Regions from separate parts of the Homo sapiens genome. Here region 2 is linked to region 1. A link is a loop called in an ENCODE intact Hi-C map of the cell type or tissue named here. Cell type or tissue: mammary epithelial cell. All regions are shown on one strand. Each heading gives the region's core, and the rest is flanking DNA. Links, peaks and the distances in the headings are about the cores only. Region 1 overlaps ERC2 (ELKS/RAB6-interacting/CAST family member 2). Region 2 overlaps CACNA2D3 (calcium voltage-gated channel auxiliary subunit alpha2delta 3).

Region 1 (11,134 bases), core at 1,446-9,445:
GATAGTGAGCTTCATGGTATTTATTGCTCAGTGGCTCCAAGTGAGCCGCGAGGCCCAGGAGACTGCAAGTGTAATGAATCCTTGCTTTATGGAGGGTGGGTCTCATCTTCAAGTCTGAAGACAGACTCCCTCCAGGCAAAGGGAGATTTCTTCTTGTCCCTTTACAGTAGTTCATCTGCATCTGTTTCCTTCCATCTCTGCTTCTTAGTCCCAAATGGTGAAATCCCTGGATAGCAAAGCTCCTGGTTCTCAACTTCATTCATATAAGAAAGGTTCTTGGTGTCCAGATTTCGGCATGGCTAGCAGGACACTCTCTACAAAGTATCATATGTCAGAGGCTTCAGTCCCAAGGAGGAATTCAGGTACTTGAGAATTCAAATCTACAACTTGTTCTTCAGGCATTTTGATTTCCCTTTCAGTGTCACATTGGATTCAACCAGCTCATTTTGGGGAGGAGAGAAAATATTCTTAATAGCCAGGTTCCTGGCTTGGCCTTCATCTAGAAGCCTTCCGCTTTTCATCTTCTTTTTTCAATGACATTTTCCCAGGCCTTTCCTACTGAGCCTTTAGGACTGGAATCCAAGGAAGAAGGGATTTGGGCCTCGATGGAACCCTGTGCCAGTCTATTTCTTGGCTACTGATTGATCTTCATAAAAACAGTCAGAGTAAACAGAAAGAAGTAGAAGGAAGGAAAAATGTTTAAGGCAAAGGCATAAGTAAATAGAAAATAGCAACAACAAAAATAATATGAGATGGTTTTCAAAATAAAAGCTGAATCTTTGAAAAGACCCTATGTATATCATAGACCTGCATGACACAATATGGTAACATGACAATTTACATTCAAATTAGTTAAAATGCAACAAAATGTTTAACTCAGTTTCTCAGTCACACTAGTCATATTTCAAGGAGCTCAACAGCCACACTGAGCTAGTGGCTAGTGCTACAGTATTGGACAATGCAGGTCTGTTCATATCATACACTGTAGATAATAGATTTCCATTGTTGCAGAAAATTCTGTTGACATCTCCTCTGTAGTCTAATCATTGTCCAGGTTAAACAAGAAAAAGGAAGGAGAAAAGATACAAAATGCTTCCTTGGGAAGAAAAATGGGGGTATAACTATAGATACAAAGAGACTTTTTACAATAAAAGATATTATGAGTAACTTTGTGCCAATATATTTAAAAATTAGATACAATTTTCTGAAAAAAATTCTAAACTTACTCAAAATTAAATAGAAAGCCAACCTAAATATATCAGTAACCACTAAAAGGACTAAATCAGTAGCTAAAATATGACCCCCGCCCCCTTTCTTCAAAAAAAAAAAAAAAAAAAAAAGCACCAAGTCCCAGTCCAGATGATTTTACATCCAAGTTCTATTAAAATTCCAAGGAACATCTAATATTTTAAATTAAAAATGGAAGGTCACAGAAAGTCCCTTGATTGATGATTTCAGTCCTGCTTCTGTCTCTTTCATGACCTGTGGCCCATGGAAAGACACTTTCTTTTGTGATGTCTCTATCAAGAAAGAGTTAAACTAAAAGGTTCTCAAGGGCCTGAGCAGCTCTATGGTCCTGTGTTTCTGTGGCTTTAAGACACTCATCTTCTCATTAATCTTGCCTAGCTTCTAAATATTAAGGTGACGATATTGGCTCACCCATATGGCCAATCTGATCTGCTCTGCTAAAAATGATTGTTAAACAGACCCAGAGAAAAAAGAAATTTCTTTTTTTCTTTTTTCTTTTTTTTCTTTTTTGAGATGGAGTCTCGCTCTGTCGCCCAGGCTAGGGTACAATGGCGTGATCTCAGCTCACTGCAACCTCTGCCTCCTGGGTTCAAGCGATTCTCCTGCCTCAGCCTCCCGAGTAGCTGGGATTACAGTCACCCACCATCATGCCTGACTAATTTTGTATTTTTGTAGAGATGGGGTTTCACCATGTTGGCCAGGCTGGTCTTGAACTCCTGACCTCAGGTGATCTGCCCGCCTTGGCCTCCTAAATTGCTGGGATTACAGGCGTGAGCCACCACACCCGGCCAAAAGAAGAAATTTCTGAAGAAAGAGTGGACCCAACAGTTTTGTGGAGCTGAAGCCAAGTTTCAGTTTGTTCCTGTCTCATTCAGAGATGATTTATCCACTGAAAATAATTTACTCAGAGCCCTGAATGACAACACTGTTCAGTGGGATAGAGGTTGTGCTTTTTTGATTTTACATTAATAGCAATAGCAGATATTTCTGGGATGATTCCCACAGGCCAGGCATAATCCTAAAGACTTTATATGCACTAATCCATTTGACCTGTACAATGTCCTGTGAAGTGAGTAGATATTGGTTCCATTTTAAAGGCTAGAAACTGAGACTCAGAAATGTTACTTGTCCAGGGTCACCTGGCTCTGAACGTGTTGAAGGAACTCCAGGTCTGAGAGGACCTATGACCTGTGCTGTTATACACAGATGACAAGTTGTGAGTACTGTGGAGCTTCTATGGTGGGTAAAGTCATTTCCTTTTGGATTTTATATCTCTGGTGAGCAGTAGCAATTCTTCTGTACCATGTGTCTGGTTAGAGGTTACTTTTCCAATGCCACCTTATCCAAAGGATTGGTGAGAAGCCATGAATTTCCTTCTGTAATAAAAGCAATCACTGGCTTGGGCTTTATTCAGTAAATAAGCAGACCTGGCTAGTAAAACTCATTTATGCTGTAATGCTAATGAGTTGCATGTGTAAAGAATGGAAAAAATGATAATTGCTCAGGGATTCCAGAGCCTAGGCTGACTGGAGAGCATATTCTCAGCAAATATGCTTTAGCGGACTTAGGGAAGTTACTCCATCATTTCTCTCCTTCTGGTTTCTTAAAGGATCCGGGGTCCTTACATCAGTAACCACCAGGGCTAATCATTGGTGCTGATCAGTACCAAGTCATTTGCCTGACCTCCTTTGATTGTGTGGCTTTTTTCAAAACTTGTTTTCCAAATACCTCAAGCTTAACTGGGAGGTAAAGGCTGGCATGCTCAGGGCCATCAAGGACAGTTCTGCAAAGGTCAAAAAGGCATGCTAAAGAAACATTTCCCTGTGTTACCACTTCCTTAGCTGCTCATTCCAGACTTACTAGGTAAAATGCAACTCACTTCTGTAATTTGTATTGTGCAAGATGGACTCTGGGAAGCGAAAGTAGCTGAGAAACATTTTTCAGGAACCAAAACAGACGTACATTCAGTTTAGATTCTTTGGAACACACCTACCTGAGATAATAGGGTACTTCTTTAAATGTTTTCTGAACCCACCACAAACCTCCTGTAGAAATACAGACATGCCTTTCAGTCCCCTTGAGTTAACTCAAGGGCTTAAAGGGATAATGCGCCCTGTATTTCACTTCGGTTTAAGTCTTTGTGTTGCTGACAGGGCTTAAAATGGGCAGGTAATCACTGGTACAATGTGTCATCTTTTTTCCTCCCTCTTCTTTTTTTTCTTTTTGAGACGGAGTCTCGCTCTGTCGCCCAGGCTGGAGTGCAGTGGCGCGATCTCGGCTCACTGCAAACTCCGCCTCCCAGGTTCACGCCATTCTCCTGCCTCAGCCTCCCGAGTAGCTGGGACTACAGGCGCCCGCCACCACGCCCGGCTAATTTTTTGTATTTTTAGTAGAGACGGGGTTTCACCATGTTAGCCAAGAAGGTCTCGATCTCCTGACCTCATGATCCATCAGCCTCGGCCTCCCAAAGTGCTGGGATTACAGGCGTGAGCTACCACGCCCAGCCTCCTCCTCCCTCTTCTTATGAAATAAAGTGAAAAGCACTTACTTTTTTTTTTTTAACTTAGCTATTTCTTTCTCTTTTCTTTTTTTTTTTTTTTTCTTTTTTTGAGTCGGAGTCTCACTGTGCCACCCATACTTGAGTGCAGTGGTCCGATCTGGGCTCACAGCAACCTCTGCCTCTCAGATTCAAGCGATTCTCTTGCCTCAGCCTTCCAAGTAGCTGGGATTACAGGCATGCATCACCACCCCTGGCTAATTTTTGTATTTTTAGTAGAGATGGGGTTTCACCATGTTGCCAGGCTGATCTCGAACTCCTGACCTCAAGTGATCCGCCTACCTCGGCCTCCCTAAGTGTTGGGATTACAGGCGTGAGCCACCGTGCCTGGCCTAAGCTATTTCTTTTAAATAAAACAAGGTTATCACCATTTTCCTTTTTGGAAAGACTTGGTTTCCATGGAGAGATGGAAATGGATGGGGTATGTAATAAAAGGGACATAATAAACAAGCCTCCATTTACACTGACATCTTAATTTATCAGGCATTAAGTGGCTGATATTAAATGTTAATGAGGTCTCTGGAAGAGGGAACTAGGGACCAGCCAGGACTGTGTCTCATTCAGTGGCTTCAGGACCAGGTAGAAACCTCAGTTTTCTCATTTTTTTTCTTCCTTTTTCTTTATCATACCGACACCACAGACATGGTTACCATTTATTGACCACTTTGGGATGAGCAGACCTTGTGCTAAGTGCTTTCCATCCAGGTGAAGTCAGCACACTTATTCCCATTTTGCAGAGGAAAAAGCTGGGTTTCCACTGAGTCAGTGCCCCGAGCCAAGGCTGCTGAGTGGCAGAGCTGAGCCTCAGACCCATGCCGTCAGACTCCAGACCCTGAGCATTAACACCTCATGTCTAGTCACTGGCCAAGGCCAGCCTGTTCTTCCCACAGGGCACCTCTCCCATCCACCACTTCCTCTCTGTCCTCTCAGCACCAGTCTGGGGTGGTTTCCCTGACTCAGAACTTTCCCATCCCATCCACCCTGCATGCCCCAGCCATGTTCACCTTCCTGAAACACCACGTTCTCTGTGTCCCTCCCGTGGCGACACATTGTCAGTTCCTCTTTATTTCCAACCATATTAGGTTCAACTACCTCAGACTCGTCCTCACATTCCTCCCGCATGGGCCCCCCTGCGCAGTTTTATGAATTTTCCACCATTCCCAGATAATGAGGTATCATTTTTCCTCTTCTAAAAATAGTGTTCATTCCTTTTTTCACATCTCTGTGCTTATTGCTTGCCATTATCTAAAATGCCCAATATCTGCCTACATCCTACCTGTTGGATTCAGCCCAGATATGCTCCTTTAGGAAACCTCCTCTGAAATTCTGAATATGCCATAAACCCCTCTCTCTTGAGCTGTTGGAGTCCTAACCCAATTTTCTTTGGAATTCCCTTCTCTTGATCACCGTTGGCAGATTCTCCTTTGGCAATCATACATGAAGCAAGACTGGAAATTCCCTATAGACTGTTAGAAATGCAAAATGCTTGTTACCCAGTGCTGCAAAGAAATAGCACTTGAACATAAATTTAATTCTCTCAGCAAGTCAATTTTTACTTTCTGCAGAAAGGGTGCCCCTTGCAGATGGAACAATGGCGAGAGCACACCTGGACAGGGGAGGGGAAGTAGTTCTTATTCCTGATGCAGGACCCTACTGCTGTGTCGTTCCTCTATTGGCTAGGGTTGGACTGCTCAGTCTAAGCTAATTCTGATTGGCTATTTTAAACAGAGCAGGGGTATGAACCAGAGTGGCAGGGTGAATAGTTTGGTGGGAAGGACAGTTAGGAATAGATAACTAAAGGGGACTTAGGTCAGAGCAGGTGACCAGGCATGACTGAGGTCAAAGCAGGTGACCAGGGGAACAGATGTGAACTACTGATTAAAACTGGTGGAAAAATGTTGTTTACTGAAACTAGAAGCAAGAGGGCGAAGAGAACCAGGAAGTTAAACTTTAAAATGGAAAATCAAAGAATAAGAGAGCTGAACATACTGACATACTGATTCTTTGAAGAGAAACTTGGGGTTCACTATACTTAACATGACAAAGTAGGGGTCTTTACTTCTGTAGTTCTCTCTGTGCTTAACAGAGGAATAGAAAATCATAATTACAGCTAACATTTATTGAGCACTTCATATGTGCCAGGCACTGTCTTCATGTATTAATTCTTTCAGTCTTTACAGTAATCCTCTGTGGTAATGAGGAAACTGAGGGAATGAAAGCTCAGGTGACTTGCCCAAGTGGTGAAACTGAAATGCAAACCAGGCAGTGGGGCTTGTGCCTCCCACTGCACTGTGCCACTTTATACCATCCTCAGGTCAGAAACAAGTCACATGTGGGCATGGAGAACAAATCAGAGAACATGAATTCTTTATCTGGAATTTTGCTCAGCTGATAAAGCTCATTGGTTCCCAGCCTTCCTCTAGAAGTGGATTCACAGTTCTTCCCTTGTTGCTCCACAGCTGGGGAATTTTGTGTTGAATCAGAATGTTCTGGTTTAGAAACATTTTCTGGGTTTGAATCAGCATGGTCCAAGTCTCGGTCGGAACCAACTTGACGTTTGCATGGCAGATGGAACTGGAGCCCTCACTCCTCCTCTAATATGAGGAGGAGGAACTCAAGCACTCACTCTTCCAGTAATATGACCCTCTTCTGTTTGGTATTAGATGCTTTAATCCTTTCTGGACCAAGGCAGAGTATAAACAAACAAAGTCAAATATTTAAAATTTTTAACAGCAGCAAAAACTTCCATAAGATTCTTGAAAATGAACTCCAATTTGATCATTTTGAGGACTGCCTAGGTTAGCACTGCTACTCTGATTCCTGTGTCTCTGTAGCACATTTAAGCTGCTAATTTGAAGAAATTGCTGGTAGCTTGCATTTGCCCATACTGCAGAATTTCAAATGCTATGATATATTTTCCACACTTTTATCTTCCTTTGGCCAAGTAGATGTTGTACTTTTTATTTTTTTTCCTTTGGTCAAATTCAATCAAATTGTCATCATTAGAAACACAAGGAAAAAATCACATTGATAAAAGACCATTACATTTTAAGATCCATGATGTGTCACTGTCTACTTGAGAATCCACTGGCTGCTGAGGTGGTGCCTTCTCCACCACATTTCTGACTCATTCCCAGAATAGGACTTTGTATGGAGTCAGCACTTCATATTTGTTATATCAGGTGGAATTTTGGGTGCTTTACCTGGCTTCTACAAATAGTGTTGTTTTGGTCATCGAAAGCAAAGCGTTCTTTACCAAGGGAAGTGTGGCCGGATTTTCAAACAGTTATGTCTGTCAAGTTAGTCTGGGGAATTTGACAGTGCCAGCTATGGATGGCGGTACGAAGCAAACAGATTCGGATGGAAAAATTCTTACCCAACTATGTCCAGTTAGGTTTATGAAAAGAGCACCATTATACCAGGCCTCCTTTGAACAAGAAAGGAAATAGCTTATGTCATGTGAATACAAAGTCCCACAGGAGTGTGCCCTGACTTTCCTTTCCAGCCTCAATTTTCACTGCTGCTTGGCAGGGATGTGATGCTCTGGAACACTCACCTGCCTGGCATTTTCCACGTATCCCATGTCCTCCTCCAATCCACGCCTTTGTTCTTTCTCTCCCTCCTGGAACTACTTTTCTCCCCCAATTGGCCTAGCTGTCTCCTGGCATTTTCTAAGGCCCAGACTAGGAATTCTTTTTCCCAAGGAATCTCCCCTGACCACCTCCCTTCCAAAAGTGAAATGCCACTTTTCAGTGCTTCCAGAATTTGCTGTGCATGACTGTCCTGTTACCTGTTAACACTTTGCATTATAATTATCAAGGTGTCTGTGTCTCCAGCCAGCCTGAGTGTTTCTTGATCCCTGTATCCCTAGCCTAGTACAGTGCCTGAAATCAGTGCTTGGGGGCCTTGTTAAAAGAAGAAACGGCAGGAGGGGAACAGTAGTAGATAAGCGATATTTCACAAAGGAAAAGGAGAAGCTATAACCTGTCTGTATGAACTCCCCAAATATGTCCCGTTCTTTCTTTGTTGTCACCCACCCTCTTTTGCTTTTCATGAGGGAGTGTTTGCCCTAAGTGAAAAGGAAAACCCACTTGTCTTTAGGGACATGTTATGCATGTGGAAGTCTGGCATTCCCAGCTGGGCGTTTAACCAGCCCACCACTTGGGTGTTTTATAGTAGTGTCTCAAGAGGTGTTATCTCCCTCTTTTAGGTCTTTGGAGAAAAAAAAGGTGATCAAAGAAACCAACTCTGGCTGGAGGGGGGGCAGTTAGAGTCAAATCGGGGTTTTAGTGGATAAGAAAGGGGACAGAATGGAAATGGGGTATGGATGATGCTAATATGAAGAATGTGCTTCAAGGCCTCCTGGCTATTTTTGCATGCAACCATCTTTCATATCCCTATAAGATAAAATCACTGTGAAGGGTCATAAACCACTGTCAGAGTATTTGACAAGCCCCATAGGTAGTTGTTCCGAGCTAGTAAAAGCATCTTAATTGGCCTAAATGACAACAGTTATGTTATAAATATCTAGAATTTATGACCTGAGAAGGCGTAATCACATCTTCCATCAGTTAAGTTTGCATAGGAGCAGCTTGAGGATTTAAGATAGGGCTGCAAGTTGGGGAAAATCTGATTAGCCTTAACTTTATGACAAACACAGAGCTAAGTGAATCGGAGTGCTTTCAAGTTCCTGATCCCTGGGAGTTAAAGGCAGTGGTGTTTCAGAGTCGGTAAAAGCCACCCAGTTCCCTCTGTGCAGCTGTCATTTTATTGGCCTTGTAAAGTCTCCCGTACACTGTGACAAATCCAAGACCATATACCTGCGAAGAAGAGATGTTTTAGATTATGGGGCACAGAGGAAGCAGACGGTGGGGTTAGAGGGTGAAAACCTATGTGTTTATGCCGATCCTTCTCCGGAATGTGCAGAGTCATTGTGAAAAGCAAGTCCGTGCTGCTTTAGGGCTCGCTCCAGGGTCTGATGAGACACCTCATTTTCTGTGGTAATTGAGGAAGCGAAATTCAAAGCAGGGTTTAAAAGTTGAGTTTATACATCTAAAAACCCCACACATCTTTCAAGTTAGCTGGAAATTACACTTGGATTTTTAAAATATGATTCATTTCCTGAATTTTTATTATGGGGATGGCATTATTATCAAGAGTACTACTACATCTAAAGCAAAAATCATAACAAAGCCAATCTGTTGAAAGGATGGGTGTTTTAAGAGACACATTGTAGAGATAAATTTGATGTCATTGATCAACCAGGTCATTGCCTGGGGACTCGCTGGTCAATGGAGTGGAGTCATCTTTGAGGTAAAAGGCAAACAGCCAACTTAATCCCAATTTGCAGAGCTTCAAAGGTGAACAGTCATTTTGCCAGGCAATGAAGAGCTCAGGTTATCTATTTAATGCCAAAGTCTGTGAAGTCAGTGAAATTTCTTTAATGAATTTGAGAGCAATCCTTCAAAGAACCCTTGATTGAAACCCCTAGAGAGGCCAGTTGTCTTTGAACTCAAGAGATGAAGTTTATCCTAGATTAACCTGATCTTTCAGTTTGCTCTGTCTTGTAATGTAGAGACAGAGTTCTGAATTTTGAGAGAAGCGTTATGGTGCTTTGGCAGGCATATCCAAATCCGATGTGTTTATTATAGCAATGTAGGAACACTTTTAGCTTTGTTGGTAAGGAGGTCTACCAACCAAAGGATCCACTTTACATATGAAATTTTTGTACATGTCTACCATGTTCCAACAGTTTCTGAAGATCAGATGGGTCCCAAGGTATATACTCAGTTTGTTACTTCTCAGTGGGTATGAAACAAAACTTCAGTTTTGGTTTTATTATTATCGTACGTTTCACTGCACTTTCATACCCTTAAACCTTGCATCTCTCAAATCTGGAACTCTGTGCCTTACGATGTGGAAGAAATAGGAAATCTGGAACTGATTATGAAATTATGAAGCAGGGAGATGCAGAAATGTGCGAGGATCAGTGTACAAATGCATAAACCCTGATGCACACAAAGCCTGGTGTGAAGGACACATCACTTTGGATTGGAACCCTGCTTTTACATTTGAGCGTAACGCAACCTAGCATTTGCCTTGTGTAGTGCTTGGGAGCTTTTGGTGTTAACAGAATTCTTTTCTAAAGAAATTCCTTCGGATTTCTTCAGAATTTGTCCAGTTTCCAGGTTCCAATAGGAAAAACATGGACAAGGTTTTAATAGAAAAATAGTGCTCCAGATTTTTCAGTTGGCAAGTGCCGTACTTAAGAACTGTTCCTGTTTTATTAAGTGGTACAGGTTAGCTTAATAGGGGAGTCCTCGACATTTGTACCATGATTCCAGGAAAGAGAGACACCTGGGTCCCCTGGAGAAGACACCTGTTGGGATTTTGAGCCCACTTGTGGTTTTACCATTCCATTCGCATCTCACTGGAGACTACGCTTGAACAACAGTTATATGTGCTGATAAGGCAAGACCAAATCCATCAGCGTTCTCTACTCCTGCCTCCTCGAGAAAGGATAGCTGGGTCTTCCCATGATGTTGTTTCAGCTTTTCCTGTTGATCAGGACAGTAATGATGGTGGTGGGAATGTTTTGTTTTTATTCAATTTTATTGTTCTGCTTTAGTGTTTTAACATTTCTAAAGGCAATGCATTTTTCTCATTAAACATTTCAAATAATTCAAAAATCTTTGCCAAAGAAAATAAAAGTCCCCTCTAATCCACCATCCAGAAATACTAACATTTTGGTGAACTATGTATCTTTCTAATTTTACTATATATAGACTCTTAAAAAGAATGGGATTATATTATAAATGTTTTTATAATCTGCTTTTTGAACTTAACATTGTATGTTGGACACTTTCCACATTAATAAATATACACCTATGGAATCATTTTTATAGTAACGGAGTATGGAATTTTGCATTCTTTAGCCAGTTATTAATGGTGAACTTTAGATGTTTTAAAATGTTCCCTAGTAGAATTCCCTAAAGCCTTTTGGGCTTAACCTTTATTCACTTAGCCAATAATTTCTTTGGAATAAATTCCTAAAAGGGAAGTTGCACATTAATATTGATAAAGATTGTGAAATGGCCTCCCAGAGGTGATGCCCATTCACCCTGCTTTAATGCCTTGAATGGCACCACCTCTCTGTACTTACCCCAAGTCTCTTTGTTTGGTGTTGCTTTGCTTTTCCAATTTAACTCCAATAGGTAAAGAGCTCTCAGTATTTTTCTTCTGGGTGGTAGGGTACAAACCAACAAAAACAACCAACATGCTTAATTTGCAAGTTGGTTCAGGGAGAGATGAAAAATATCTTTACAGAAG
Region 2 (11,134 bases), core at 2,034-10,033, 670 kb after region 1:
AACTTGATTCATAGGAATTATATCACATAGTAATCATAGCAGTAGTAATAATCATAATTAATCCCATTTATGAAGCCCTCTAGTATGTGCCAGGTGTCTGCTAGAAGCTTAAAAAACTTTATTGCTAATCCTAATAACATCCTGCAAACTTGATATTGGAGAAGAGCAAGGGTCATAGAAGAAAGTTATGGGCCTCAAGTCTCCTACTAAGAAGTTACCTTCACCCCTGTTTTCAACCTATACAGCAAAGGCAAAGAGGTTTCCCTAACTGTAAGATGTAGTGTGCTCTCGGTGTTCTTTTCTGTCAGATAAAATGCAAACTGGAGGTATCAAGGTAAGTCATTTGCTACCTAAACACTCTAGAATATTTGCACCAATTAATGCATCTAAATATTCAAATGGGTTCTGTCTTCCCCTAGGTAATGATGACTGATTTGCTTAGGTGATTAGGCCATTACCTTAAGATTACTCTGAGAACAAATTACCTAATCTGGAGGTAGAGTTAAAGAGCTCTCCACTAAAGAGGCAGGGTCTGTAGGATGAGCAGGAATTTATGACAGCCTAAGACCAGTTGAAGAGGGAGTGGGGGAGAAAGTATTTTTGGCTGTGCACAAAATCCTAGGTTGGTAACGAGTTTGAAAAGACTGAGAACGTTAAGACCATGTGGCCCATGCAAGTTAGGAAGCTGCATTTCCTGGCCTTTAAAAGACAAAGACAGGAAGGTTAAAACAAAAACTGGTAATTATTCTGGGGATAGCCTGACACAGCAAAATTGTCCCCTTGGTGGTGGGTCAACAAGACCATCACTTTCTTTTCCCGGAATCTCCAATTCATTGTACATGGAAAGGATGACTACACCAGGAACAGCCAAGGGAAGACCATGCGCTTACGGGTCTGCTCATGCAGCAAGGCAGCCTGGCAAGGCAAGCCACTGGGCTTGGTTCCCTCTGGCCAGGGAGATACCCACTTCAAAGTCAAACACCTGGGTGGCAGATATGATCAGCTGCAGCAGACCTGGCCCAAGGCAGATCCTCCCAGAAGAGCTGCACATGAGGTGATTATGAGGAGGGAGGGGAGGGAGAAGGAGACAGGGAAACATTAAGGAGGGGCGGACGGCACTCTGGAGTAATCACGCACTTTTTTCCCTCTCATTTCCTGGAATCTCAGGACCTTAGAATATGTGGGAGTCAGCCCTGGAGTGGAGAATACCAATTTTTTCTCTTCATCAGGCAGATGGCGAGGCTGGAAAAGCCATCTTCTGTTGTTAAGCCACTGCTCCTTGACTCTCACCAGGTTTCGTGAGCAGGCTTAGCTGGTCAGGTCTCCTGAGGGTGGGCTGTGAGGTGGGGCTGGCACTTTCCCATCTGATTTGGCAGGTCAACTCCAACTCCTTCTCAGCAGGGCCAATACCCAAAAAAGCCCCCTCGGTAGACAGAGGCCTCAGGGGAGAGCCAGGCTGTCTGATCTCAGTGTCCCTCAATTTACACATTTCTCCATTCCACCAACATTCTGTTGGGACTCAAAGAATGATATCCCAAAGACTGGAGCTTTGACATGCTGATAGACCTTAGAAGCTGCCTCAGAATCAACGTTCCTCTAGCTTAGTATTGTTTCTCCTCTTATCCTAAGTGCAGGGAGGGACTCTCTTTGGAATATCCTCATCTGACCAAGAGAGCTTTTTTTTCTTTTTTCTTTTTTCCAAAAGAAATGCAATTGTCTTAAACCCCTGCCCTAGAAATCTCATCAAATAACCAGGAAAGATCAATGACCAGAGAAGAGAGTGGGAGTCATCACCAGCCCAGACAGACTTTTCATCTGTTCTTCTGAGAGTAGCTTCAAGAGATTACCTGCGGGACATTATCTGCATAATAAGACAACCTTTGTCCCTGTGCAGCTCTGCCCCTCACCTTCCCTAATGTCTGCCCGTCTCCTCCAGGGTGGGTCCCCATCTCCCCTGTCCCCTGTGAAAAATGTATATACAGTATGTAAGCTTCTGTACCCCACTGGGTTATTGGATAATCATTCTCCTACGATTCCCCATGTTACGTACGTTCGAATAATTTTGTATGTCTTCTCTCCTACTAATCGGTCTTTTGTCAGTTGATTTTCAGCAAACCTTCAGAGGGTGAAGGGGAAGTTTTCTCTACACCTCTCATATTCCCTAAGCATAGCTGGTGCCCAGTAAGCATTCAATAAAAGCTAGATGAGTAAATGAATGAGCAAATGCACTGTGGTCCAGACACAAGGAGGTTAATCGGCGCCTCTCATGCTGTCTCTGAGAAATAACTCTGAAACCCAGTTGTTCTTCTTTCTGAAGATTCCTGGCACCCCCTGGCTCTTCTCTGTTCCCTCAGCTAAAGCATTCCATGCTTAAGGCCTCAGGGAAGGGAGGACACACAGGAATCCAGAGAACAAAGAAGCAGATTCTGGATTTTTGACTCTCAAAAGCTGAGGCCTGGGGAATCTCAGGGCAGGAAGAAAAACAGGGGAACTGCCTGGGCCAGTTTGTCCTCTCTGCACCCTGTCTTCTCCACACCCTACCTCCAGCCTCCTGAACGAGCTGCTCAGGAAAGATGATTTGGACTGGAAAGGGAAGAGAATCAAAGGGAAGCCGAAGGGCTGGTAGACCCCGACAGAAAGATATGCACCCTGATGTCTGGGCAGGCATCTGCCTTCCTACCTTGGGTCTAACTCTGGAAACTACCAGAGCAGTGAGGAGTATTCTGCTCCACACAGTCCTTTCTCTCCTATTGCTGGGAAGAATGTGAAAGCATCCCTGCTCTAAGCCCTGCTACTGCCAGAAAGGAGACAGCCTCCCAGAGGCCACAGACAGACAACTCAGTGGGGAAGTGTTCGTGCTCCCGCAGGCTCTTCAGAGTGAGGCCCAGGGAGCTGCCGACTGACTCGAAGGTGACCTTCCCTTGGAATGAGGAGGCCATAGCACTGACCTGTGCCTGGACTGATGACAGAAGACCAGATGCGACTGGGTGACTCAGGAAATGCCTGCATGATGACATGATTAAATAACCCCCTCTCTCTTTGGCCTCAGGTAAACCCTGGGAATAGGCAGAGAGACACTGAATTCATGGAAAGTTCTTGCCTACTAGGATAATGAAGACTTCTGATGGAAATTAGGTTGAATTCAAATAAAACTGCATGGATGGCACTCCTGAAATCTGTGGACTGAAATCTGTGGCCTCTGCTTATTCATGACACAAGAACATAAACAATGGAGCACTTAGCAAAACGGGGTGACCTCAAGAGGCTACTCAGACTCCAAGTCCCAGGCCTTTCCTCAGGTCTGCTTGGGGCTGATCCTGGAAGAGAACCTAGGGTTGTGCGCACTGACTTGCAGTGCACCCCCCTCACCCACTCCCAGTGATTCCCACAGCCTGTCAAGCTAGCAGAGGCAGGAGCCCGAGGTTGCCCCAAGCGTTCACAGGCAAGGGGGAAACAACCAGCACAATGGCTTAATCCTCACCTCCTTCCCAGCTCCTGGGGAACTGGACCTTTTAGCATGGACAGAAGTCTTTAAAATAGAAAGGATCGTGGATGTCCAAGTATTGCAAGAAGTGGCTTTGAGAGAATAAGGTCTCCTGAGGCCTTGTTGTAATGACTGGTACTTTTCCTCTACGCACAGCATGGGCCATCTGACCACCAAGCGCGAAGGCTTCAGCTGCGTCCCATGATCTTGGCCCAGTGCTATCTGTACTGAGGGTGGGGAATTTCATGAGTCTCACCTCTATAGGTAAGAAGCCGTAGTGTTACCGGGCCCCACCACTTTAGCAGTTTCTTAGTTACTATCTGTGTCTGCTTCCTTCCCAGATTTGAAAATTTCAGACAAACTTAGGGCTGAGTCCTGCCTGTTTCATGTACATGCAGCATGCCTTCAGAGTCAGTTTTCTCATTTGCACAATGGGAACAGGAGTCATGCACACCTTATACGTTTGTGCCTTAAATGAGCTAATGTATGTCATGAGCCTAGCACAGTGCCAGGCACATAGTAAATATTCAGTAAATGTCACCCACACATACACATAACAACAGGTATGTACATTAAATACATGCATTATTTAATCCATATCCTGGTTTCCTCCCCTGCAGTTGAGTCTCTGTACAGTTTTTCCAAGACTGGAGAATGACTCCTGCTCAACAATCCATCCACTAAGCAGACTCCATGTCACCTTCAGGAACATTAGGCTTCAAATCCCTATGAAAAGTTTCCTCCTTTGTTGCTGGAAGACAAGTAAGCCAGACCTAGTGTCATCTCAACCACCCAGAACATTCCCAACTCTGCTGAATTTGTAAAACATCCAAAGAGCACGTGGAATCCTCATAGATAGATATTGTCATTGTCCCTCTGTTCTACAGCTGAGGGCATTGAGGTTTTGGAGTGGCTGGGCTGGAAAACAGATGAGAGAGCTTTCCCATCTGGAAGCTGGAGGGAACTATGCGGGCACCAGAATTTGAACCCATGAACACCAGATCTTTCTGACTTCAGAATAGAAGCAGAAAATAAATAACTATAATGAATGAGCCAAAGGGACTCACCTAAAATTACTTCAAAAAATATGCATTTAATGACCCTGTCCCTATAGAAAAGATTGACATTCCGTCTGCTTAATATGAGATTGGTAAGTCCACATTTTCTTGCAAGTTTTTGCCTCATGTTTTATTTTTTCTTTCCCACATCTGTGAACTGATCTGTCTCTGAGAGCCCAAAAAGAGCTCCTAAGATGCTCATGACATCTTCCAGAGCCTCCAGACCCTTCATGTTTGCGGCCTCCCTCTGAAGAAATAAGACAACTGGGGAGCCTCCTGGGAAACTAGGCAGGGCCCCAGAGAGATCAGAGCCCTGGGGGGCTTAGTTTCTAGGAAACCTGTGCCCACAGGGGTGCTGCAGAGTGCAAGGCCAACATCCTTTGTCTCTAAGAAGGCGGTTACAGAGGGAAGAAATAGTATAGAACCAACAGGGGTGCAGGAGGCAGTTTATAAACACAGCTGGCCAGCCAGGCCCAGTGGCTAACATGTGTAATCCCAGCACTTTGGGAGGCTGAGGCGGGCAGATCTTGAGGCCACGAGTTTGTGAGCAGCTGGCCAACATGGTGAAATGCCATCTCTACTAAAAAGACAAAAATTAGCCAGGTATGGTGGCAGGCACCTGTAGTCCCGGCTACTTGGGAGGCTGAGGCAGGAGAATCATTTGAACCTGGGGTAGGGAGGTTGCAGTGAGCCGAGATCGCGTCACTGCACTCCAGCCTGGGTAATGGAGTGAGACCGTCTCCAAAAATTAAAATAAAATAACAAGCATGGCTGGTCCTAAGAAGACAGAAAATAGAATTACTGAGGGCCCACTCTGGGCCAGGAACCCACCCTGTGTTATCTTACTTAACTCTTCAGCCATCCTGCAAGGGAGAAGATGTTTTCTCCATTAAAGAAAAGGTACACGGCGGTTCAGTGACTTAACCAGGGCTGTGCAGTTGCCAGGACTTCTTGGAACTGGGACTGGAGCCCTGCACGCCTGACTCAGAGCCAGCCGCCCTGTGGCTCCCAGGCTCTCCTGTGGTTCTCAGTGGGGCTGCGTCACCCCCTAGGGGTCTGTTCTGGAAGTCTGTAGAGATGCTTCAAAGTTCACAGTAACTGAAATCCTACAACTCACAGGACAGCAGCCCCCCACCCCACTGCCCCCGGGCCGCACACCAAAGAACAGTTCCATGTCCCTAATGGTGTCGATGGCTTGGAACTCTGTTTTATGTCCAAATACAAAGTATGTCTTGCACATGGAATTTTCTAGAAACATTACTATAGTGCTGTGAAAGAGAGAGATGGGTCTTCTTTATCTTGTCTGCGGCTTGGCTATTACAGAGGTATCTGGCAGGATTTGTGGGTGAGATGTCTACATAGTGGCCACTGCATTGACAGATTTTGCACCAAAGTGCAGCACAAGCATCTAGCTACTTTATTCTGTATTATCTTGTAGTTATGCCCCAAAATATTACAATATCTATTTTCCTATTATAAACAACTCTCAACTAGTTCTTGATATTATAGTTGGAGCGTTCTGTAGATTTTTTTGGCAGCATATAGGAAAACAAGTTACATTTTCTATGAATTTCATTTGGAGATAGTAAAGGGAATATTACAAATGATTATTTAAAAGGAGCCTTGGGTGTGAGAAGACTCAGGACTGTCCTGGCTTCAGTTTCCCCTCTGCCACTGAGCCCAGAGAGTATCCTCTTTATTTTCCCTCTCACCCCATCTTGTCTGTGGCTCTCCTCTCCTGCTCTTGCCTTGAAAGCACAGACTTGGCTCAGGCAAACCTCACATGTCACCATGCTTCCTCTGTGCGTCCCTTCCCGTTTATTTTGGCCCCGATCAAGGTGCAAGATATTGGTATCTGAGGCTCAGCTCAACTGATGGATTTCCCATCTCACAGCCGAGCAGTAAAAGAACGGGTTCCTTTCGTGAGTAGAGAACCTGGGTCCTAGATAAGGAAAACTGTTGAGGCTGCCCTGCCACAGCCTGGAGCTGTGCAGGTCCACTCTCCTGTTGGCATATTTTCTTTGATCAAGCAGCATTCTTTGAATTGCTGGTAGGCTGGGAAACAGGAGGAAGCATTGCAAACTGCTTCTTCTTGCACAAAGCATCTTAATTATAATTATTGTCAGCATTATATCGCTGCCTTGCAAGATGAAGAGGGAAGGAAGGAACACTGCAATTTCACAGCATACACAGGTTCCCTAAAATGAGGAGGGGGTTGCAAAGAGTAAAAGAGCAAGGAACAGAGCCCTCAGCAGATTAAAAGGGGCCTTTGTAGTGGCTGCATCTGTACATTAAAATAAATCTCTCCCAGCACTAAAATAACATCTACGTTCATTTGGGCCAGTGCCACATTCAGCATTTAAGAAATTTGACAAAACATTGCTTGAGCATGTTGAAGTTTGCCAGCTCAGAACAAAACAAGAAAGCTACCTCGGCTGTATGGAAATAGTTCTCCCAGTTCCCTACTTTTCACTTATGACTCCCATTTTCCAGCTGCACTTGAAAGAAAAAGACTTCGCCCTTTTTTCAGGTGCCAACCACTTAGCATGGCCCTGAAATGCACAGCAAATTGCCACTGGAGGTGGTAGACTTCAAGACGAATCTTTTTCTTTTCCCCTAAAGGAAACTACTAGAGACTCTGCATGCCTGATGAAGCCTTTAATAGCTAGAGAAACATTATTTGGGGTGGCCCTCAGGTAGACTAGACATGAATAATGCCTCATAAAAATAATTACTTCTACCCAGAGCACAGCATGCCAGATGAGCTTGGCAGGGGCCCAGTTTTCAGAAAGAATCACAGGCAAAAAAAGTCTTCCATCCAGGAGCCTAAGGATGCATCTATCTGTGGCAGAGACCACAGTCACTTCTGTGGAGTGTGCCCCTGCAAAACCAGTTCTGAATTTTTCTGAGGCCCTGACCAACGATGTTGGGCGGTTTTTCAGGTTACTGTTTGCAACACAATTAGGCCTGAAATAAGTGACCAATGCGCTTGAGAATGTTGATAATGTGCCCTGATTCCAGTGCTGCCCCTTGGGTATGGCATCAATGGGTAGATTTACACAAGTTCTGAGCTGGAATGGTGGAGTGGGCCATTGAACCCAACCTGCTTATTTCATAAACCAATAATGAACGATCCAAAGAGGCTAGCAACTTGCCTGATGTGATTCATAGATGGCTCAAACTAATTTGAACTCCAGCTGAGCTGGAATAATAGACAGCTGTTACTTTTGCCAGCTGAGCAGGCATGTCCCCTTTTTTCAGCAGCAGAGACCCTCCCTCCTTATCCACACCTAGACCATTTCCTTTGGGGAGCTGTCATGACTCCAATTTCCAGTCCATGTGGCATGTGTAGGCTTCACCCTCCACCTGCTAGGCATAGGGATGCATCCTATGCTCCTGTGCCAAAGTGATAGGCACTGACCAAAACTATATCAAGGAGAACAAGCCCCAGGACATTGAACTGAAACTTTTAGGAAAGAGGGGGTTTCTTTCCACTGAGTTTGCCAATCTGCTCAGATGAATACTGGGGGCACTGGATGAGGAAGGCCTGCTTGAGAACAGGGCTGACACAAAGAAAAGTAAAACAAGAGACTGAGAAACTTGGTGATTTCAGCTGAGCCCCAGATCCAACTGTACCTGAAGCTGGTTATAACTATGGACTTTTTAGTTACATGAAACAATGTATTTCCAACCATCCCCAAATAATCAAATAATCAACTTCCTTTAATTTACTGATTTTGCTTAAACCAATCTGAGTTTGGTGGTTGTTGCCTGCACTAAACAGCTCCTGACAGATGCAACTGTAGTCTAGTTTGGTAGGAGATGAGCAAATTATCTTCATGTATAGAGATCTGTCACATAAGCACCTCCATGCAGACAGTCAAATACAATAGCTGACAACAGCATGGGCATGAAAGGCAAATCTGTGGCATGAATGGTGCCCTTCCCTATTTCATGTCAAGTGTCTCTCATGAAACCTAGTATTCCTTCCAAGGAGTCTCATCATCCTTCCAGCATAGTGTGCCTGGCAACCATGACCATCATCCAGTTGTACCGAGTTAGCTGATCATGCAGAGGTGCTCATGGTGAAACCACTGCAGGAAGATGCTACCTTTGCCCATACTAGTTGAATGTACATAGGCCATTGAACTGCTCTTAGTAACCAAGTTCTGGACAATGAAGAAGGCAAACACATATATGCCCATGAAGGGCCTAGTTGCTAACCTCTTGGGAGCATTTTAATTTTTTTCTAATGACAATTATCAAGAATCTTCCAGTTTTTACTGAGGTCAGGTGTGAGGTGATACAGTGAGAGAATTACTCATCTGGATGGGCTCTCAAGAGGTCACCTGGAATGGACCTTGGGCTCACATCACACATACTTTTCTAGTCAAAAAGTTTCCTATCTCACTCTCTAGTCAAGACAACCAGGGGAAAGTGAGCTGGGGGTGAGAGGAGAAGTAGAAATAGAATGTCATTGTAATTTGAGGTCATAGGAAGGTCGAGAGCACTTGATGGGTGATATTCACCTGGACATCACCATCTCCTCCGTAGAAGGTCTGCCCTGTATTGAAGGAGAAAGGCCAAGACTGCATTTCCTGGAATCTCCCCCATCTGTGGTTCCAGATTAGCATTTGCCAATAAGGAGCTGGTGCTAGATTTAGAAGGCAGCAAAGAGACAGAGGCCATGTTGCTCTGGAGGCAGCTGCAGGCAAATTTGTTGGCAGATGTGAGGTTTGAAGCAGCTCCCTAGTGAGTGCTAGAGAACCATTTACATGGATGCTTCCTGACCCACATCCCCAAACATTGCAATGATTATAAAAGCTTCTAGTTGCCTTAGGGCTAGCATCCAAGCCCTTCATATTTGGAATACATAGGGTAACTTCTGTTCCCAAGACCGAGTCCTGACTGATAAGAGTCAGGACCTCTTATTTTCATGGGGTATAGCCAGAGCAAAAATTTCCTTTGCCTGCTACTAAGTCTCCACTATCTCCATACTATAATCAGGCCTATTCCCAGGGCATCAGGCCACTGTGGGGACATCTAGCACTCAAAATTTTGTGGATATATGCTGCTAACCCACAGACTCAACAGTATAGGTTCTCCTGCAGGTACACAGGAGAATGCTTCAGTGCCTCCTGAGAAGTCCTATCCTGCACTGGCAGATGCCAGCTGAGATCACCTGGAATCCTGGTATTCTTTTTCTTTCTCCCTGCTCAGCAAGTCCTAACCAGAGCCTGTTATACACCTTGTTTTCTGTCTCTTAGGTTTGCATTAGCACTGCTTGGAAGATTATTCCACCCTTTTCTTCTGTTTCTTGGTCTACTGGAAAAGTTAAGAGGCAGCATAGAGTAAAGGTGGGCTCAGAATTAGAATCCAGTGATCCCACTTACCAGCTGTGGAAGGGATTTAGGCAAGTTACTTAACCCGCCTCTGCTCAGTCTTTAAGATTATGATGATGAAAACTGGATCAAGCACAGTGTCTGGAACACAGTAAGAGCTCAGTAATTGTTAGTTTTGGTATTATAGTATTTTCCTAGAATGGAAGATCACTTTCATTATGGGGTTCCAGAAAAGATTATTGATGACCCAATTACTTGTCTAAGGCTCTCCAGGTAATTCTAATCATCTTAAATGCACTATGGTCACAGGCAGATTAATTTTTCACAATGCTTAACTATTTTTATTGACACAGTGTTACAATTACAGATAAAGATCATTCACACTACAGCTCCATGCCTTAAGAGTACTCTCAGTCAGGGACTAAATGGTCCCATCATTTTTTTTTTTTTTAATAAACCACATCTACTTCCAAAGTTGTATGTCTTACCTTTCATTTCTTCCATGATTTCGGGTGTTTAAGAAAGGATTGGATTCTTTGCATCCAGTGGAGAAGTGAGCAAAGCAACATGCTTTTCTGAGGTTGGCCAAAATGCTAGCTCCCCCCAGGTTTGCACCCAGCTTCCATGAAAGGACGGCTCTCCTGTCATTATTTGGCATTTTGCAACAAGGCCTTGGTGAAAGTAACCTGCTCTTCTTCGTTAAGTCAAACTTTCCACTGGAAGGGCTGTTTCTAAGAGGCTTTCTCTTCTTTCCTGCTGCTAACGGCCCTCACATCCCCCCTCCTTTCATTTTCTTCCCCTCTCTATATTCTCTTCATCCAACAAATACTGACTGAGGATCTCTGTGCTGGGGACACAGTGAAGGATGTGACAGCTCAGGTGTTCCCTGGGCTAAAATCTCTGAAGGCATACAGATATTATGCAACCAATAACCATTGTGGTGGTCTGAAGACATGTACAGGATGGGTACAGGAGTATAAGAGGGGGCACTCAACCAAGTCCTGGGGACTGGGGGAGAAATGGTTTTTAACCTGCAGCCTGAAGCTAGGGGTGGAGGTAAGCATTAACAGGCAAAGTGAGAGGCAGGGAAAGAACATGAGAAGCTAAGACACTGAGGTGGAATTCCATAGAACTGAGAGTCTTTCAGGACAGGCACATCAATGCATACTGCTTTTTATTTCCTTAGCAGCTTCCACTTCTATTTATGGCATCTTAGAACCAAGGAAATGTGATAATGAGGCAGGGTACTC

What was found. Peaks named below come from ENCODE experiments on the same cell type or tissue, not always from the same donor. Only the 100,000 strongest peaks of a DNase experiment are listed, where the experiment ranks them.
Region 2: it touches region 1 in a loop (6-fold over the local background); 2 of 110 quality-filtered maps call a loop at or near these places.

What each region holds. Positions count from the first base shown.
Region 1 is chr3:55,618,090-55,629,223 of GRCh38, reverse strand. All of the region lies in intron 17 of ERC2 (ELKS/RAB6-interacting/CAST family member 2), which reads left to right. Among named protein-coding and RNA genes, the nearest start is that of ERC2-AS1, 16 kb to the right of the region's middle. In mammary epithelial cell, for the core only: a CTCF peak has its summit at 4,846; DNase peaks (open chromatin) are centred at 4,713, 5,223 and 6,913; H3K27ac peaks cover 772 bases.
Region 2 is chr3:54,946,019-54,957,152 of GRCh38, reverse strand. The region is part of intron 27 of CACNA2D3 (calcium voltage-gated channel auxiliary subunit alpha2delta 3); the gene reads right to left. It also overlaps a transcript of LRTM1 not described here. Among named protein-coding and RNA genes, the nearest start is that of LRTM1, 24 kb to the right of the region's middle. RefSeq lists enhancers at 326-1,317, 2,311-3,303, 3,304-4,296. In mammary epithelial cell, for the core only: a CTCF peak has its summit at 5,591; no DNase peak of the experiment used is centred there.